Linked DNA regions of Homo sapiens: regions 1, 2 and 3 are each linked to region 4. A link is a loop called in an ENCODE intact Hi-C map of the cell type or tissue named here. Cell type or tissue: dorsolateral prefrontal cortex. All regions are shown on one strand.

Region 1 (5,000 bases), 57 kb after region 4:
AGGGGGCTCAGGTAGCTTTCTGAGCCCGTTTTTCCTTGTCTTCACCTCCCAGGCTTGCTGCAAGGTTTGCCGCCTCTGGCCCATCCTAAGAGGCTCACTGCCACACATATGTCATATATAATTAATGTATAGTAGATATGGACTCACCTGATCACAGGCATCTCAGATAAGCTGGCCTCGCCTGTTCAGAGAGTTAGAAATGGGCTTTTTCTTTATCTCCTTTTCCTCTACCCTCCCACTGCCTTACTCCACAAACACACCTCCCCCACGAATACTTCCCACCTACCTTATGGCACTGCAGTTCACAGCACTGCAGGCATGAGAAACATGACACCCATCATGAGTAGGTTTACTAAAGGAAGGGAGGTGAGTGCTAGCATTGCTCAGACAGGGCAAAGGTGCCAGGTAATTCAAAGCCAAGACAATGACAGTCAGAGAGTCATAAGGGCCGGAACTCAGACTGGGCAGGAGGAATGAGCTGGGAGAACCATTAGATTAAACTTATTTACCCAACAAGGTCTTTGCCACCCAACAGAAGGGAGGCAGGAGAGGGATGAAGGCTGGTACTGCTGGTGTGAAATGGACTGGACCAGTTGAGACTTGGGGATCTGGTACAAATGAGAGGGGCAGGGTCTCAAACATGCCAGGAGTTCTGCTTAAGGCAATAAATAATCTCACAATGGAGTGTAGCGTTGCATAAACATTGGTTTTGGAAACAGGAAGTACCAGCACCAAGCAGCTAATAAGTTTCAACAGAACATTTCAAAACAGGGTTACACTGTCCCTTTCTTTCCTGTGTAAGGTAGATGACAAATGCTATCCCCTCCAATCCTCTACCAAAAAAGTGGGTGAGCAGAAGCAGCGATGGGTGGTCAATGAAGTTCACAGAAGTATATCAACCAAAAGCTCATTTAATCAAGTGGATGAAAAATATGTCAATAATACACCATCATCTGATGACTGATTCAGGCATTTTTTAAAGCAAATATAGAACAATTGTGAGTATGCAAGCTCCTATGGTCTAACAAGTTACCTGTCAATGTCAGACCGAAATTATTAGTTGTCATAGCAGCAGTACACAACACTGCCTGCTCAGATTAGTCATAAGCAGTTGAGCTCTTTGTTTTACATTATAAATATACAACTAATTATTATAAAAACTATCTTCCAAGTATTAAGAAATCACTACTTTCTCAAACCAGAGGGATTTATAACCAAAGTCATAATCTTGACTTGGAGAAAAGCACCCATAAAGCCTAAATGACATAAATTGAATTTATAAATGTTCAGGAAACAGGACATTGTTATTATAAAGTTGTTTAATAATTTGAAGTCATACGATGTTTTTTTACCTCAAGGAAAAACATTGATTATAAAACTGACTACTGGATTAAATAATATTATCTAACAAAAGCAGACTTACAAAGACATCTATTATTTTAATTAAGTAGTGATGACATTATGAACTTGGAATCATACTCCCACTGACATAATTTAATGCCTGATTATAAAACAAACTATTCTAAACATTTTACTTCTGTCTTTAATCTAGTTTTATTTTGCTCACTCTCATTTTTTTAAATAAGTTGTTCCCACGCCATTAGCAAGAAATAAATTTTGTTTTCTCTTAAAATGTTCACTTCTGAGATAAAGATTTGATTCAGTGACTTGGAAAAATTGGGCATTATTTGTTTCCTCACTGCATCTGCTGCAGAACCATTTTCTCCACAATTAAACATCATGGCTTTATCAAAGAACACAGGTCTAAACGTCAGAAACGCCAGGCCCAGTCCTTGCTCTGCCACCCAGGAGGCTCTGTGCCTTCAGAAGGCAAGTTTACCCCTCAGCATCAAAGTATTCTCACCTGAGCCCTGGCCTAGGCAATCAGAGGTCCTCACTAATCAGGACAGGCCAGTGCTAAACTTGCAGACATCTTTAACACACACACACACACACACACACACACACACTGGGCAGTGCAATCAGGCCACACGTGACAGGCCTTTCAAATCCACACACCCCACCCCCAAAAGGGGAAACAGGAGAAATCTGATTTTACCTGGCTGCAAGTGCAATGCAGAATAACAACGTGAGCCCTAGGACACCTCTGATCCATAGGAATCCACATTAAAGCTGCACTGCTGCCTGGGGCCCTCAGGACTGGCAGGTGACGAAGCAGAGAGAGAAGACAGACCAAGCACATTCCCTTCTCAATACTCGATATACAAAAACAGCACTATTTGACTAACAATGACTAGCTTAAAGTGACTTTCCAGAGCCCTCGTCCTTCCTGTCATCAGAACCGACTGACTGGAAGGCCAGTAATTTGATATCGGAAATTTACAATTGATAAAGTCATCAATGGTGACTCCTCCCAAATGCACAGAAGATCTAGAAATGCTGACCTCAGAGTTTCTGGACTGTTCAGGGCTTGACCAGGATTCTCTGGCTGAAAAAGGAAATACACCAGTCAGCACTCAGCATGCCAGAGAGCAGCCCAGGCCACAATATTCATATTTGTCAAGCCCCGACCTAACGAGAGCTCAGCTCTGGACAAAACAAAGCCGTGCGCAACGTTTAGACTTGACTGACACCTACTGTGTGCTCCGTGCTACTGCCCCTCACTTGAGATCTCCCTGGTCCATCTAGGCCACAAGCCACACCTGGCTTCACAAGGCATCCTGCCATGGAACAGCAGGCAAAGATTTAGAAGGCCACCTCAGCAAGTGCCACTTCTCAAAGATACCCAGATAGTTTTGTGGCTAAAACAAATATAGCACCCAGGTTTTCGTTATTGAATAGAAAAAGTTCAAAGCAGGAAACGTGCACTAAGAATGGACTTTCCCCCCATGGGATTGTCAGGGCCTCTCAATAGCTTCTCCAATGCCCTGGCAGCGGCCCTCACTCCCCACCTGATCTGACCTGGGCCTGCTTCTCATGCCTCATGCCAGTCTCTCCGCCACCTTGCTCCCTGCGCCTTAGCCACACAGGCCTGCCTTCATTCCTGGAACACACCAAACTCTTTCTGGGCTGCATGTCTTGGTGCACATGATGTCCCCACCTGGAGCGCATGACCCTCCCAAGCCAGCCCCCTTCCCACACTTCTCCTGACCCCTGGCTCTTCCTCACCTTCTCAGTCTGTATTTCAACATCACCTTCTCGGATCAACAATCCAACACGGGTCCCTCCGTGGTCAGTCTCTGTCCTAAGCTTGTTTCCCAACTCTCACCATCTGTAATTGTTTAATTTATTGCCAGCCCCATGTGTGTTTTTTATCTTCTCCCCTCTAGATATTTAGCTACCTAGGGGCCAGGGCCATTTCTGGTTTGTACCTCGCTGGATCTTCAAGGCTAGGAATTCTAAATGTTCAATTATCATCTGTTAAAGTGATGAAATACCTCAATAAATTGTGCATGGAGAAAAGATGCAGTCTATAAACATTTTTATTTGTACTAAACTGGTCACAGTGCGAAAACAGCTGTTCACTGGTATTGGGCATAATTATTAATTTCTAGCCTCTATTTCTCCCTACTAAGTACCCAACCAGGTTGGGTCTGTGCTCTACTGTAATGTCTTGATTAAAATGGGATTCTTTGTCATTTAACTGTTTAAAACTGGTAATAGAAATTATATCAATGATGATGGTTTGGTTCCCAGGTAATCCACAAAAATATGACTGCTACTACTGGTTAACATTCGAAGTGCTTACTGCATCCCAGGCACTGCTTTAAACACTCTCATATTTCATCTCAACCTTCACAACAGTTCTGCGAGGGAGGTATTATTATCCTTATTGACGGAGGAGTAGCTGAGGCCCAGGGGGATTAGCAGCCTGCCCATGGTGATGCCATTGGAGGGGCCTAGCCGGGGCCTAGCCAGGACCCAGCCAGGTCCCAGCCAGGTCTACCTGATGCCAGAGTGCCAGCTCTTACTCGATAGTTCATCCCTTGCTAATGGAGCCCACAGGCTAGGAGGCAGGAGAGATGAGGTAAAGCTGTCTCTTCCTGATTTGGAGTCAGGCAAACTACTGTTTAAAATGTTTTTAGAAAAAGATCGAATTCGTCTTTTGAGCTCCTCCCCGTGAGTCCAGGTAATTCCTTAATTCCTCAAGCTTGCCCTCCCTGTTCCTCAGTTTCCTCCTGCTTCCCTGGACTACTCCATTAAATGCACCGCCAGACTTGGGCATTCATGACACAACCCATCATCACCTGCCTCCCCACCAGTGTGTGTGTGCACACACTCACGTGCACGTGCTCACATTCACACACATGTGCATGCGCACACTCACATACGTGCACGCGCACAGTCACACATACGTGCACGCACACACACACATACACGCACACACGCACACACACTCTTTCAAAAGCTCCAATTTGCTCCCTCTAGCTTTCAGAAGACTCAGGGTAAACAAGATACCTAATTAAATTATTTCACCCTGAGGTGTAAAATAATTCCTTGACCTTCCTATAGATGCTAAAATGCATAACTTTTAAAAGGTAACTTATTCACAAAGCACCGTTTGAATTATTATACAGCCAAAAGAATGACCAAAATTGGATGGCAATTTCCAGAAGCATCCAGAAAGAGAGTTGTGTGGAGAAGCCATCTGGCTACTGCTCACCTGATCTTGATTTTTTTTTTTAACTGTATTCCTTCTCCATTTCTGAACTCAGCGTCTAAGGTGATCCTGACTGTGCCTCTGGTGAACGCAGGAAGGACTGGAAAACTGGGGTTGGGTGGGGAGTTGAGCAGGGGCCTTGCTAAGTGTGTGGAGCTGGAGACCACCTATAGTTTCTGGCTGGATTTTATAAAACACAACACCTTAATATGTTCTGCCAGGTGTAGTGAAAATGTGCCTGATGAACTTGAATTCTTACTTGCTTCCAAAAGCTCTATATGAAGGGGAGCCCAAATTAGGAGATGAAAACGCAGGAGAAAAAAAAACTAATAATAAATTTCAACTGCTGAGTTGTGTGGGTCCAACAAAGAGTAACAGA
Region 2 (5,000 bases), 320 kb after region 4:
CTGTTGGAAGGTGATTGGATCATGGGGGTGGACTTCACCCTAGCTTTTCTCATGATAGTGAGTGAGTTCATGAGGGATCTGGTTGTTTCAAAGTGTAGCACCTCCCCCTTTGCGCTCTTCCTCTTGCTGCAGTCACGTAAGACATGCCTCTTCCTCTTTGCCTTCTGCCATGATTCTAAGTTTCCTGAGGCCTCCCCAGCCATGCTTCCTGTACAGCCTGTGGAGCTGTGAGCCAATTAAACCTCTTTTCTTTATAAATTACCCAGTCTTAGATAGTTCTTTTTCTTTTTTTTTTTTGAGACGGAGTCTCGCTTAGCCACCCAGGCTGGAGTGCAGTGGCATGATCTCTGCTCACTGCAACCACCATCTCCCTGGTTCAAGCGATTCTCCTGTCTCAGCCTCCCAAGTAGCTGGGATTACAGGCACCCACCATCATGCCCGGCTAATTTTTGTATTTTAGTAGAGACAGGGTTTCGCCATGTTGGCAAAGCTGATCTTGAACTTCTCACCTCAGCTGATCCGCCTGCCACGGCCTCCCAAAGTGCTGGAATTACAGGCGTGAGCCACCGCGCCTGGCCAATAGTTCTTTACAGCAATGCGGGAACAGACTAATACAAATAGCATTTTCATTGTATTAAGTATTATAAGTAATCTAGAGATGATTTAGAGTATACAGGAGGGAAGATGCACATGGGTTATATGCAAACACTTAAGCATCAGGATTTTAGTGTCTGAGTATGGTCCCAGAACCCCTCCTGCACAGGTACTGAAGGACAACAGTGTATACAAAGTTATTGGGATAATTTGTGTTTTTAATTTGACTTTCTTTCCAAGAGATTATACTTGCTTCAAAACTAAGGGCCTATGTAGTGCCACAATGTTTACTACCATTTGGAGCATTCTCAAGATCAGTATTCCTAAAACAAATAGCACTGTATCCAAATTGCTGCTGTTAAGGTAACAAGAAGGAAACTCATATATAAAAGGCAATCGGTTCCTTTGGGATGGCCTTGGTTTGCGGCCAACTTGAAACCCATAGATTGTAATTAACCAGCAAAAAGTTATGGTTCACTTTTTCTAGGAAGATGTATCTTCGGCAAAGCAAATGAGCACATACACATGACAAAGCACTATTGGGTTTTAAATAAAAATGTAAAGAAATGCAAACACGTGAATAAAATTAGGAATATTCTCGCTGAACCTTAATTGTTTGGGATCTCTGTTTTGAAACTCACCTGATGCCCAGCCCCTACTGGGATTAGGTTGCTAAATTATCACAGCAGGTACAGCCCTTTGTGTTATTCCCACTTCTCCAATGCTAGGGCTTTGGTGCCAGCCAACCTGGCTTCTAAAATTCTTGCCAATGATACTTGTCACCAACATCTAACCTCCTCTAGCAAGACTACTATTTCGCTGTTTATAGATTATGTGCAGAAAATATCAAGAACTCAGCTACTTCTCAATTGCTGAAAAGATTGAAAAAAAGCCCAAAATACAAAAAATAATAAGCTCATCTGTAATATACCAATAATTATAATTTTCCTATCAGAAAGAGGTACTTTTCCTCTTTCAAAAGAAAGTCTAGAGGGGCATGGGGGCACACACCTGTAATCCCAGCATCTCAGGAGGCTGAGGCAGGAGAATCTCTTGAACCCAGGAGGCTGAGGTTGCAGTAAGCAGAGATCATGCCACTGCACTCCAGCATGGGCAACAGAGTGAGACTGTCAAAAAAAAAAAAAGTGTCTTTTGCCCCTCCCCGCTTGTCCGGTGTTCACTTTGATAATGAATACAACATTTAAGTTTATTTATTAAACAACTAGTGGCAGCCTAGAATTTTTACAGCTTGACTTCTCTTGAAAGTTCTTTCTCTTTTTTACCTCTGAGTAGTAGAACACAACATTTAAAAACATTAAAAACCTAATATTTGTCAAATTATTTGTCAAAACCTTCCGGTAACTCTGTTCTAATTTAAAAGCTGGATGTTAAAAGACTTTTGTATTTAGAGGGTCAGCTATACACTGTGCTCCAGAAAACCCTTAAATTTTTATAGTGATTCCCTATCCTTTTTAAACACAAAGCAAGCAAATGAAAACATTCTTTCAGGTCAAAAACCAAATGGCACCTTCCTAATTGAAAACATACTCCAACTCCACACTTATCTTGCTTGTTAATTTCATGGCTGATCTGACAGAATACTTTTTAAAGTAGAAACTTGCATAGCCCAAATTATTAATCTCCCACAGCACAAAGGTCCCTGTTTAATCTTATCTTTCCTGCTAACAATAGCTGGGGAGGATAATTAAGAACTATTAGTCTATTCAAGATAAGAGGCTGAAGGAGAAAAATACATTTTTTTGTAAATGTCAGTAGTTTCTTTGAGTTTTTCTAGAGAACTTGGTATCTGGCATTAATTTTAAAAAGAGGAAAACCTCTGTGATGCCCCAAAACTCCAAAGTAAAGGTCCACACAAAGATTAAAACTAGTTCATAGCTCCCCAAGGGCCTCTAGTGGCCAGCATCGCCAAAACATTAGGTAGTCATTTCGTCTCAATAATATCTGATTTTTCTATTGTTTAAGGAGCCCTGTAAGATCCCTAGGATATAGGAGAAGGTATTCACAACAAATTTGTTGAATTTAAAAAATCAAAAGAGGTTTGTGATATTGGCTTTTATTTATTTTTATTTTATCTATTTATTTTTCAGATGGGGTTTCACTCTGCCACTCAGGCTGGAGTACAGTGAAAAAAATCACAGCTCACCAGAGCCTTGACCTCCCAGGCTCAGGTGATCCTCCCACCTCAGTCTCCTGAGTAGTTAGGACTATAGGCGCTCAACACCACACCTGGCTAATTTTTGTATTTTTGTAGAGACAGGGTTTCACCATGTTGCCCAGGTTGGTCTTGAACTCCTGGGCTCAAATGATCCTCCTTTCTTGGCCTCCCAAAGTGCTGAGGTTACAAGTGTGAGCTGCCGCGCCCGGCCAAGTTTGTGAATATTGTTTATATGGACTCAGTGATTTCTGCCCCTATTTCATGGCTTGGAAGCCAATAAAAAAGGGATGCCTACTCTAATAACTACCCTGGAAGTTAGGGCTTGTGCTTTGCAAGTTAAGAAATAGGTTGTCTGTGGTAACTTTCAACCTTAAACCTACTTAAAGCTAGCTATGTGGCTATGGTGCATAGGACTATTACACGGCTGTGTTGGAAAATAAGACTAAAATAACTTAGAGGTGGATGCTAATTACTTAGGTAGTTGACAGTACTACACTGGGTATGTAATGCATGCAAAACAATGACTTAAGCAAAAGGAATGAGTGGGATTTCAGGTGTCAAGGATAGGCTGAGGAAGGAATTCCACATCCTTTTATGATACCCACTCAATCTACCCAAATGTCTAGCCCAGATACAAATCATGATAAAAGATCTATCCATGTGAAATGTATGGGGCCAAGGATAACATTTTAAAATAGGACATCTCCTGGCCGGGCATGGTGGCTTACGCCTGTCATCCTAGCACTTTGAGAGGACAAGGCAGGTGGATCACCTGAGGTCAGGAGTTCAAGACCAGCCTGGCCAACATGGTGAAACCTCGTCTCTAATAAAAATACAAAAATTAGCCAGGCGTGGTGGTGCATGCCTGTAATCCCAGCTACTCGGGAGGCTCCGGCAGGAGAATCGCTTGAACCCACGAGGCAGAGATTGCAGTGAGCCAAGATCGCACCACTGCACTCCAGCCTGGGTGATAGAGCGAGACTTCCCCTCAAAAAAAAAAAAAAAAAAAAAAGGACATCTCCTTCCTTTTCTTGCTGTTTGTTTTGGGCACCCTCTGATAAGCTATTTTACCAGGAAAAACCTGACTTGATGTGAATAACCAATTTCCCAAAATTTAAAGCTGGCAGAATGGTAGCTCTGCCTAGGAAGGAAGTCATAGTCATCTTTACATCTTCAAAGTCCTTGTATCATCTTTGAATAGGTACTAGTTTTGTTTTAATAGATTACCAAGATCCAAATCACCAGGAGTAGCTGCTCTCTCTATATGTTGAGATTTTCCTTGACATACGTATCTGGCTTTGCCTTGGTGTGTTAGGAGTCTAAACTCTGTGATTTCAGTGGCAATTTTTTTTTTTTAAGACAGAGTCTTGCTCTATCACCCAGGCTGGAGTGCAGTGGCGGGATCTGGGCTCATTGCAACCTCTGCCTCCCGGGTTCAAGCGATTCTCCTGCCTCAGCCTCCCGAGTAGGTGGGACTATAGCTGCCCGCCACCACACCCGGCTAATTTTTTTGTATTTTTTTAGTAGAGACAGGGTTTACCATATTGGCCAGGCTGGTACTTGAACTCCTGACCTTGCGATCCGCCCGTCTCGGCCTCCCAAAGTGCTGGGATGAAAGGCCTGAGCCACCGCGCCAGGCCTCATTGGCAATTTTAACCTAATGCTGATTATGCCTGTACTATTTATTTGTCTTCCCTCAACGAAACTCAAATGCCCATAGGTACCATTCATCAGCCAAGCAACTTATTGATGAGTGGTGAATTTCTTTCCTTTTAACACTGAATTTTTAGAAGACATGGCCCCAACTTTAGAGGTTTGGGAATCCATTGGACCTACTGGGAAAAACACGGGGCTGTGTTATACCATATTTCAGCTCACAGATCTGGCTATCCAACTTCTTCAGCTTCTCACAAATCTTCATTGCAGGCATATGCACACTCATTGGGCGAGTGACTTCACTTAGGATCTTTGTGGCTGCGTCTTTTGTGGCTCCTAGATAATAGCACTGAAGGAAAATGAAGAGAATTGAGTGTTCCAGACAATGAAGACATTCAGTATCATTCCAGTAATGAAGGAATACAGTATCAAGAAGAAAGAGGTAGGCTGGACATGGTGGCTCACGCCTGTAATCCCAGCACTTTGGGAGGTTGAGGAGGGCAGATCATTTGAGGTCAGGAGTTCTAGACCAGCCTGGTCAACATGGTGAAACCCCATCTCTACTAAAACTACA
Region 3 (5,000 bases), 47 kb after region 4:
TTCTTATTCCCTTACATTTAGAAAATCAGCATCTACTCTCATAGACTACTTGTAAGAAGACAAATTTCTGCTACTCTCTGAAGAATTTGTTGGCAATGTGTAGCAAAAGGCCTTACCGTGAAACACCCTTGAACGCAGTAATTCCACTTTTAGGAATTTACCCTAAAGACATCAACAGAGATGTAGACAAGTGTACACAGAATGATATTTATTCCGGCATGGTCTATGATAGCGGAAAAAATGGAAGCCATTTAAATATCTAATAATGGAATACAGTGCAGCTTAAAATCATCCATTATTAGAATAAATAATGAAAGGGAAAATATTCACAAGGCACTAAATAGGAGAAAAACATTAGGCTCCAAACAGTATGCCCTTTACTTTGGAAAACAAATGCCTACGTGTGTGTCTGTGTGTACAAATGCACAGCATGGTGATCCTCAAAGTGTCATCCCAGGGTCCGAGGCATCGGCACCATCATGGAATTAGTTAAATGCAAATATCGGAGATGCAGTGAGTCAGTCTCTGGGGGGTGGGCCCGGCAACCTGTGTTTTATCATGTTTGCTAAGTGTCACATAACCTTTGCAGTAGACATTAAATTTATTCCATCATACAGATAGGGAAATTAAGGCCCAGCGAGACTAGGTGACTTGCCTAAATCTACAAGGCTAATTAAATGGCAGCTAGCAGCATCATGCAGCTAGCTCCAGAGTCCATGCTCTGAGCCACTTTGCTACAGCACCTCTCTATTTTAACTCTCCTATTTGGACGTGTGCTCTTTCTGCTAAATTAATGGCAGGATGCATCCCCCTGTTGTCTGATCACCTTCATAGTGGTTTAGCGCTTCTGTTACAAAGCTATTGATCTGGGGGCTGGGGGTGTCCTGGGCTCTATCACTAACATCCCCATTAATATATCTCTTGATGAATACCTGGTTGACATCTTTGAAGGCTAAAAAAAGATATTTAGATCTAAGTGAACATTAAATACCAGCACACATAAGCAAAAACTTGAATGCCATCAGCAATGACATGCAGCAGATACTGACTAAACACACAAGGCACCTGTTGCCTGCTAGAGGGGAGAGGCCATGTGGCAATCCCATGCACAGCTTCCAAACCACCTGGCCACCATCTTTGAAATTATACAAGTTTTGATTGACTTCTTTTCCTTTTTTGGTTTTTGCATGATTTCAAAATTTGCATGTAACAGAATCCTTATTTATATTATGTTATAGTCACAAAATTAAAATTGGTAAAATAAAGTTATCACACTTAATTCCTAAATTGCAAGTTCCTGAATAAAGAGACCTCCCTTGGAATTTTTCTCCTATGTTATTTTCTGAGGAGAAAACACCTCGGTCATTCATCTCAGGAAACTACAAAGAGGATGGACTGAGAAGATGGTTGATTTCGGCCTAATCATTCCTGAGAGGAAGGAAAATACACAGACCACGAAAAGCTTCCTGCTGGGCTAGCTTTCAAAGCCCTCAAACATTCCTGTCTTCAAGAGCTGACTAATAATTCCGTAATATTTATGACCTGGCCCAACTGGCCAAACAAACTAATACTTTCAAAAGAAGAGACTATCTTCAAACAGACTTAATGACAGAAACTTTAGAAGGAACACAGAGACCAGGTGTTCAACTTCCTCATTATGACAGATGAGGAAACTGAGGCCCAGAGAGATGAAATGACTAAGTTAAGAGAGTGGCAAAGACATTCTGGACCACACAGTGGCAAAGCTCGGACTAGGACCAAGATTGGAGTCTGGTCCACTCTTCACTACCCAACACTGCCTCTCACTTCTGACTGCTTTGCAAATTTTCTAAATTGACTGTCCACATTTTCTACTGATCTGTGGGTGTTTTGGCACCGTGAGTAACACCACCATTAACATTACCTCTGGATCAGTAACTGGATGGCATCTTTGAAGACTAATATGTTTCAACTGTAAGTACACTTTAATAACAGCTCGACAGTTTTATCTGCTTCTATAGCTGATCACGTTTTAAGATAGTACAGTCGTCATGATGATTTTTAAAGCTTCTCAAGCTAGGCGAAAACTACCCATCTGCCTTTTTTAAAATTTGCATTATTACCATTGAGCAGCTACAATGTTTAAAAACCAGTGACTGCTCAGACACGGTTATTTAGACATCCTCTAAGTCCCTACTTCCCACTGCATCTTGCTCCATTAAAACCTATTCCTCAAGCATCAGCATTCAGAATGAAATTAAGTAAGTTGGTGAACAAATTAAATTCAACCCTACCGACCTTCAAAGTAAAGACCAGTCTAATTGACAACCTGACCCCCATATTCCCATCAGAACATAATGAATGCTCAAAAACGGACACAGATGGGCCCACATTACTACCACAAAAATAACCAGATGCCCCCTTTTCTCACCAACATGTATGATTGCAAATTCTTTACTGCATGGCCACTCTAACTCTACTTTAATCTCCTACCTCCTAGATAAAAGTTGTTGGATACCCAATCACTGAATTGTTTCTGCCTCCTGGCCACATCCAACCCAGATCTGGTCCCATTTCCCTAATTCCACCTTCAAATCACCCAGTCCAACAACAACCCCAAGTCTGCCTTTCCAAAATAGTCCCAGGGTTCTTCTGGGTACACTGGCCCCGGCAGAAGCAAGCTAAACGAAGCCAACTTCTGTATAACTACACGTTGTGTTCCTGGTGGGTTTTGGCTGATGAGATTCGACACTGTTGTCTGAAGTCACTAGTAACGTATGGCAGAGTAGAAAGAACCTTAAATAAAAGGTCCACAAACCTAAATCCTGACTTCACTTCTCTGGGTTTGTTTCCTTACTGGTAAAATGACAGCCAGTCATTCTATCATTTTGTAAGTTTTTCATCTCAAATCTCCGTATATTGGCCAAATTGTGGGTCAAACAGGTTTGTTTCTACAGAAGAATATGTTCTAACTTCCAACCACTCACTCACTACAGGTTGAGCATCCCTTATCCGAAACACCAGAAGTGTTTCAGATTTCAAAGCTTTTCCAATTTTAGCATATTTGGAATATTTCTGAGTATCTACACTCTGAAATGCTCCGGTGAGCATTTCCTTTAAGCAGCATGTCAGTGCTCAAAAAATTTTGAATTTTAGAGCATTTCAGATTTCAGATTTGGGATGTTCAGCCTGTATTTCACTTTTGAAATACTGAATTAGTTAAGGGTTTGTCTGGAAAACTTCATTTTTCACTCTTAAAAAGAAAAAAGAGACCTTAATGCCAGAAACAACGGTAACAATGATGTGTTTTTTCTGTAGGCTTAAAATGTTCCATAATTAAAAGAATTTAAGTTGGCTCTTATTTGATTTCTGCTTCCGCAATGAAAACTGAGCGTGAGGACAGGGACACATCTCTGTCTGGGTCTTTGGAGGATTGTCTGTCTCTAACCAAACCCTAGAGAACAGCTATTTCCATGGCCCCGGCCCTTTTAATTAAAGTCTGTTTTCCCACTTCCCTCTCTTCAGACCACCTGGTGGGCTTTCTGTGAACAACCAATACGCAGGCTTCGCAGGGAGGACACCAAAAACAAGAAAGGAGTAAAGCAACAGCTGTCAGCAAGACCAGGACCCACAGCGCTCGCTGGTTGAGTTAACCTGGTTGGCTGAACCAGTTACTATGTCTCCTACGGGGGAGCACAGGGTGGGCCTGAAGATCGAGAGGGGAGCAAGACGTGGTCCAGGAGCTCCCTGCCTGGAGGAGAAGAGAGCAGACGCGACAGACGCACCCGAGGGTCAACAACTGGGAACACGGACACCCTGGGGGTCCAGGGGGAGGCACAGGGAGGCCTCAGGGACCAGATGCTCTTCCGACTGCACCTCCTGCCAGCTCCAGGGGAGGTACTTGTGCCCTTGTACACAGGTCTGTGAGGGTGCGTGGGGCGTAGGTAACAGCACCTGGCTGCAAGTAGCTGGAAGCGCAGGGCTCCTCTGCAGTTCACACGAGAATGCTGGAGTTGGCCCAGGGCTGCTTCATCGCTTGGAGGTGGCAGGAGGAACCTGGGCTCTTCTCCTAGCCCTGCCTCAGCTGCCCCAGATACACATGGGAAGAAGGGAAGGCAGAGACAGCCCCTGAGGAGGGCTCTCTCCAGCTGCGAAGGCAGGCACTCCCAGAAGCCCCCGGGGGCCTTCCTCCATCGCCTCATTGGCCAGAACAGTGTCACATGACCACTCTAGCCGCAAAACGTGCCAGAAAAATGCAAATTGGCATCCAGCAGGGAAGAGGGGATGGCAACGGCTGTCAGGTGGACAATCAACCCTCCTCTACAAGTACACATGCACACGCACACACACGCACACACACACCGACTGAATGCTGAGTCCCCCCAAAATTCCTATGTTGAAGCCCTAACCCCCAAAGTGACAGTATTTGGAGGTGGGACCTTTGAAAGGTAATTAGGTTTAGATGAGGTCATGAGGCTGCAGCCCACATGATGGGATCAGTGTCCTTATAAGAAGAGGAAAAGAGACCAGAGCTCCTTCTTTCTCAATCTCTCTCCCTGTACTCTCCAGCCTCAATGCCATGTGAGGACACAATGAGAAGACGGCTGTCTGCAAGCCAGGAACCCAATCTGCTGGCACCTTGATCTAGGACTTCTAGCCTCCACAAGTGTGAGGAAACCAACATCTATTGTTTAAGCCACCCAGTCTGTGGCATCTGTTATGGCAGCCTAAAGAGACTAAGACACATACAAGAGTCAACTGCCTTCAAAGGCAGGCCATCCTCCTGACAAGGGGCTTGCGAGGCCCCTCAGTTAACTACTCTGGATCCCAGCTCCAAGCTGAAAGGGAAACAAGAGCAATCGGAGTTTCTTAGAAGTGCTGAGTACTCGCAGCATCTATAATAAAAGCTGCAATAAGCAATAAAGATGAGAGAAGTTTAGGCCTTTTGGCCTCAGCTTTTCCATTTATGTGAAGCCTCCCTTTTAAACTAAGGGGGCTTTGGCAAAAGTTTAAATGTAAAC
Region 4 (5,000 bases):
GAGAGCATTCAGAAAAATAGCTAATGCATGCTGGGCTTAATACCTAGGTGATGGATTGATAGGTGCAGCAAACCATCGTGGCATGTGTTTACCTATGTAGCTACACATCCTCCACATGTATCCCAGAATTTAAAATTAAATTGAATTTAAAATTAAATTATATTAAAAAGAAAAGGCAGAAGCAATTATTAGTTAGCAGAGAAAGTGGCCTAAAATCACAAAGAAGAAAACGCTTGTGCATAAATGAATACTTCATACTCTAAATCTGTTTACATTTTATGAAGAACTTTTCAAAGGATCTGCTGGCTCATGTTTCTCTGATGTTTTATAGTTTACAGAGCAGTTTCTCCTGTGCTGTTTCATTTACTACAATTCAGCAAACCTTTATTTAGTTGAGACGGCTGCAGCTGTTTACCAAGGCCCTTGCCATGTGTGCAGGGAGACAAACATGTATACAACCTCTATCGTGCCTGACAGGCATGACACTTTCGAATGAGGCTTCCAGCACTGGCAGTGGGAAAGCAGTTGCACCACGTGGGTGTCAGGAGCAGTCTCACGGGCAGGATGCTTGAGTCAGCTCATCTGCAATTGGTGAGATTTCACCAGGAGGCCATGAAAAGGCCGACCCACCAGATGCGAAGGGAGGGAAGGTGCTGCATTGCCCGGGAGGAAGCAGCATGGCAGTGTGGCCGAGTGGGTAAAGGCGCGGGCTCCATAGTCAGAGACCTGGGTTTCAGTTCCAGGCTGCTATTTTTTTTTTTTTTTTTTTTTTTGAGACGGAGTCTCGCTCTGTCGCCCAGGCTGGAGTGCAGTGGCGCGATCCCGGCTCACTGCAAGCTCCAAATTCCGGGCTGCTATGTACTAGTTGTGTGACCTTAGACATATTCCTTTACTTCTCTCTGCCTCAGTTTCCCTGTAGATAAATGGGGGAGGGGTAATAACACAACATCACTCTTAAGATGAATATGCAAATTGATCTATAAAGCACTGAGCAAAATACTTGGCACATGGTAAATGTTACCTGTTGTTGTATCAGAAAACCATAAGTAGCTTGAGGAAGCTGGCTGGCGTGATTGGTACCGTAGCTTCCATGACAGAGCAATTGAACCTTATGGTATTGACAAGGAAGAAAGTTTCTCTGCAAGTTGGTAAGAGGCTCAGATTTGTGTTTTAGGAAAGAACTGGCCTATTATGAAAGGAGAGCGATTGGAAGCAAGGAATGGAGGAGGTGGGACTTCTATTAGTCACTGTGAGAAATGGCTTCATGCTTTGTCCATTGTGTGTGTGTGTTCATGCAAGTGCACGGGTGTGTGTGAGTGTGTGATTTCTATTTTCCCCATAGAATGTCATCTCCCCCATGGCAGGAGCCCTGGCTTCCTTACACTCCCAGGGCTCCTGCGCCTGGTACCCATGTGCTGGATGAATGAATGTGTGAAACTGCAATTCTCGCAATACTTGACCGTGGGCAGGAGCGGGACGGCGAGTAGGTTTTACAGATGAGGAAAACCACACCAGGAGTCTCCATGACTTCCTCACTGCCCTCACAGTAAGAGGCAGCACTGGGCCTAGAAAAGGGGACTTTTTACTCTTTGTGCCTGAACCTATCATATCAAACTGAGAGGTGTAATCATAATGCTTACTGCTCATGATTTGAACTAGTTCACCTCAGACCAAGAACAGAATATTAGAACTCAATAAATTAATAAACAAATTATAATTATTGTTTTTATAGCGATGGAATGGAGTCTCACTATGTTGCCCAGACTGGTCTCAAATTCCTGGGCTCAAGCCATCCTCCCACCTCAGCCTCCCAAAGTGCTTGAATTATAGGTGTGAGCCAACACGCTTAGCTAACTTTTTAAATTTTTTGTAGAGATGGGAAGGGAGTGGGGGGGGTCTTGCTATGTTCTCCAGGCTGGTCTCGAACTTCTGGCCTCAAGCAACCCTCCCGCCTTAGCCTCCCAAAGTGCTGGGATTACAGGCATGAGCCACTGTGCCCAGCCTATGAATTGCGATTCTAATTTTAAAAACTAAGACGTTCTGCTGGTGCACACTAGATGGCAGCAACGCGCATCATTTTAAGGACGGTGAAAGTAGCGGCCGCATCCCTTGGTAGGGTCTGTATAGCCCTGGCCCTCGGCTAGGGCTGGGTTTTATTATTTCATGTAAGCTTCCCAACCTCTCAGTATTGCAGATACTTAGCAGAAAGGATTAAGTCCCGAGTTGCCGAAGCCTAACGTCACCAACCTTGCTATTGCCAAGAGCAGGCATGGAAAGGTTTTCCTTCCTCTCTGGAGGCCAGCAATTGACTATCTTGCCCAGTCATAAAAGAAGACACTTAGGAGAAGCCTTGATTCCTAGAAACGGCTGAATTAGGCGTTCTTGCTGCAGGGACAAAGGCTTCCTCCGGGCCTTAGAACGGGCCGAGAAAACCTACCATCTGCCTTCCTCGCCGGGAAGGCACCTTGACTTTGGCTGGGCTGGGCCAGCCCTGGACACACTGATGACAAGCGACGCCTGCCAGTGCCCAGCTCCCTCTTTCCAGGCCCTGTCATTTAATGGCAAATATTTATTGAGGGCCTACTATGCGCCAGGCCTTATGTCCCAGCCTCCAACCCCACATGCTTCACCCCCACACTGTCTGTCACTGACCATCCTCCTGTCCCAGGCTCCTCATGGCTCCTGACTGGCTTCCCCACCGCCTGGTCCCACTTCTCCGTTGCCAAGCCAAAAGGGGTTGTCCCAGCTGTACCCAATGCTTGAGGATGTATTAAGGTATCTCTGCCAGGTAGAAAAGGGTAAATGCGTTGTCTTTCCCCAGACAACAGCATGTTGAAATTTTACCGCTACACAGTGGTTGGGACTTTAAAGGTTAATGCAGGGCTGGGCGCAGTGGCTTATGCCTGTAATCCCAGCACTTTGGGAGGCCCAGGGGGGTGGATCACCTGAGGTCAGAAGTTTGAGACCAGCCTGGCCAATAAGGTGAAACCCCGTATCTACTAAAAATACAAAAATTAGCCAGGCATGGTGGCATGGTGGCACATGCCTGTAATCCCAGCTACTTGGGAGGCTGAGGCAGGAGAATCGCTTGAACCTGGGAGGCAGAGGTTGCAGTGAGCTGAGATCGTGCCATTGCACTCCAGCCTGGGCAACAAGAGTGAAACTCCGTCTCAAAAAAAAAAAAAGGTTAACACGGTAGGATTTTAGAAGAGGCATTTGAGGGCAGCTGGACGTTATGGCTTCAAATCATACCACGTGGTGAGGGGTTGTATCTAGGATGGCCCTGGCCCTGCACGTTGGGTGTGTGAGCAACACTGCAGCCACTCTGCCCCACCCCAGAGCCTGTGACTGAGCCTGGACTTCCTGAACTTCATAAATAAGTGTAGATAACAAATATAAACAAAAGAACAGCAATCATCATCATCACTAATGTTTACTAAGCACTTTACATGAATCTCCTCTAACACTTTTTTTTTTCAACAGGACATCTCCCTCTGACACCCAGGCTGGAGTGCAGTGGTGCAATCGTGGCTCACTGCAGCCTCAACTTCCTGGACTCAAGCAATCCTCCCACCTCATCCTCTCAAGTGGCTGGGACTACAGGCCGGTGCCACCACATCTGGCTAAATTTTTTTTATTTTTTGTAGAGACAGGGTCTCACTATGTTGCCCAGGCTGGTCTGGAACTCCTGGCCTCAAGTGATCCTCTCATCTCGGCCTCCCAAAGTGCTGAGATTGCAGGCATAAGCCACTATACCTACCCTACTCCTTTAACTCTTACAACGGCTCAATGAGGCAAACAAAATCATTATGCCCATTTTATTTTACTTTTTATTTTTTGAGATGGAGTCTTGCCCTGTTGTCCAGGCTGGAGTTAAATGGTGCAATCTCGGCTCACTACAACCTCTGCCCCCTGGGTTCAAGTGATTCTTGTGTCTCAGCCTCCTGAATAGCTGGGATTACAGGCGCGTAACATTATGCCTGGCTACTTGTTGTATTTTTAGTAGAGACGGGGTTTCGCCCTGTTGGCCAGGCTGGCTTCGAACTCCTGACCTCAAGTGATCCACCTGCCTCGGCCTCCCAAAGTACTGGGATTACAGATGTGAGCAACCATGCCTGGTCAGTTACGCCCATTTTACAGATGAGAAAACTGGGGCCAAAGCATTTATTTTCCCAGAATCACAAAGCTAGAAAGCGATGGGACTATGATTCAAATCCAAGTTCTCTGATTCCAGAGCCTGTGCTCCTTATTCTATTGCCCACTCAATTTTTCCCCCAAAATCCAAGCCAACATCCAATGTGAATTCCATCTGACCTTGGTTATGGAAAGCAGCCCCCTCCCCGACACCCCCCCCACCCCTGCTCCCACACACACAGCCATTCTATTGAAGGAGACTAGCCCCAGATGCCCCCTGGCTTCTTGCTGTCAGTAGTGAGAATTAGTCCAACAGTTGGAGAAAAGAAGCCACCGATAACTGAGAGTTGGCTATTGCCTTCGTTCTCTGCATTTTGCTCTTGTAAAAAGCAATGTGTGTGTGTGGAGCCTCTAAGTATGTCCATATGGTGACATAGACAAGACCGCGGTACTTGCTTGTGACAACTGGATCTGACCTTCCCTGGAACTCTTAGGAAAATGTAAATTGCTCTTTCGTGGCCCCAACAGCACATTTTGTACCCACTTTGGTCAAGGTCACTATACAAGGAGGATCCTGGCATGCTGGGAACACTTGCTTACCTTGGGGCCTCCCAAGAATCAGCCCATGGATGGAGACTCTGCCCTACTCACTTTTTATTCTCATGCCGACTAGCACAAGGCAGGTACTCGATGTGTGTCAGTTGACACAAAATAAAGTGAGCATGTCCTAGGGAGGTGAGACAATGGGAAAAGGTGGGTCTCCTCTTGACTCTCATCACCCTTGCTGCCTGGGGTTCCTGTTCCTCCACCTCACTTCCCTGGGGCCTCCCAGTCTGTCTTGCCTCATTGTTCTGTCCCAGGGAGAG

What was found. Hi-C counts contacts between places; a loop is a spot of excess contacts. Peaks named below come from ENCODE experiments on the same cell type or tissue, not always from the same donor. Only the 100,000 strongest peaks of a DNase experiment are listed, where the experiment ranks them.
Region 1: a loop joins it to region 4, with 3 times the contacts of the local background. A loop is called at or near these places in 24 of 110 quality-filtered maps.
Region 2: it touches region 4 in a loop (7-fold over the local background); 79 of 110 quality-filtered maps call a loop at or near these places.
Region 3: it touches region 4 in a loop (2.5-fold over the local background); 26 of 110 quality-filtered maps call a loop at or near these places.

The regions. Positions count from the first base shown.
Region 1 is chr10:14,553,957-14,558,956 of GRCh38, forward strand. The region is part of intron 2 of FAM107B (family with sequence similarity 107 member B); the gene reads right to left. Among named protein-coding and RNA genes, the nearest start is that of MIR1265, 120 kb to the left of the region's middle. RefSeq lists enhancers at 1,435-2,154, 2,389-2,448, 4,804-5,000 and a silencer at 4,874-5,000. In dorsolateral prefrontal cortex, a CTCF peak has its summit at 2,610; a DNase peak (open chromatin) is centred at 2,580; H3K4me3 peaks cover 2,391 bases; H3K27ac peaks cover 5,000 bases.
Region 2 is chr10:14,820,846-14,825,845 of GRCh38, forward strand. CDNF (cerebral dopamine neurotrophic factor) reads right to left here. Exons shown (of 4, transcript NM_001029954.3): 3 at 4,634-4,775. Among named protein-coding and RNA genes, the nearest start is that of CDNF, 15 kb to the right of the region's middle. In dorsolateral prefrontal cortex, CTCF peaks have their summits at 2,483 and 2,685; a DNase peak (open chromatin) is centred at 2,506.
Region 3 is chr10:14,544,507-14,549,506 of GRCh38, forward strand. The region is part of intron 2 of FAM107B (family with sequence similarity 107 member B); the gene reads right to left. Among named protein-coding and RNA genes, the nearest start is that of MIR1265, 110 kb to the left of the region's middle. In dorsolateral prefrontal cortex, no CTCF peak of the experiment used is centred here; no DNase peak of the experiment used is centred here; H3K4me3 peaks cover 399 bases; H3K27ac peaks cover 3,425 bases.
Region 4 is chr10:14,497,048-14,502,047 of GRCh38, forward strand. No RefSeq gene overlaps it. Among named protein-coding and RNA genes, the nearest start is that of MIR1265, 63 kb to the left of the region's middle. In dorsolateral prefrontal cortex, CTCF peaks have their summits at 2,063 (motif pointing right) and 2,267; DNase peaks (open chromatin) are centred at 557 and 2,074; H3K4me3 peaks cover 497 bases; H3K27ac peaks cover 1,424 bases.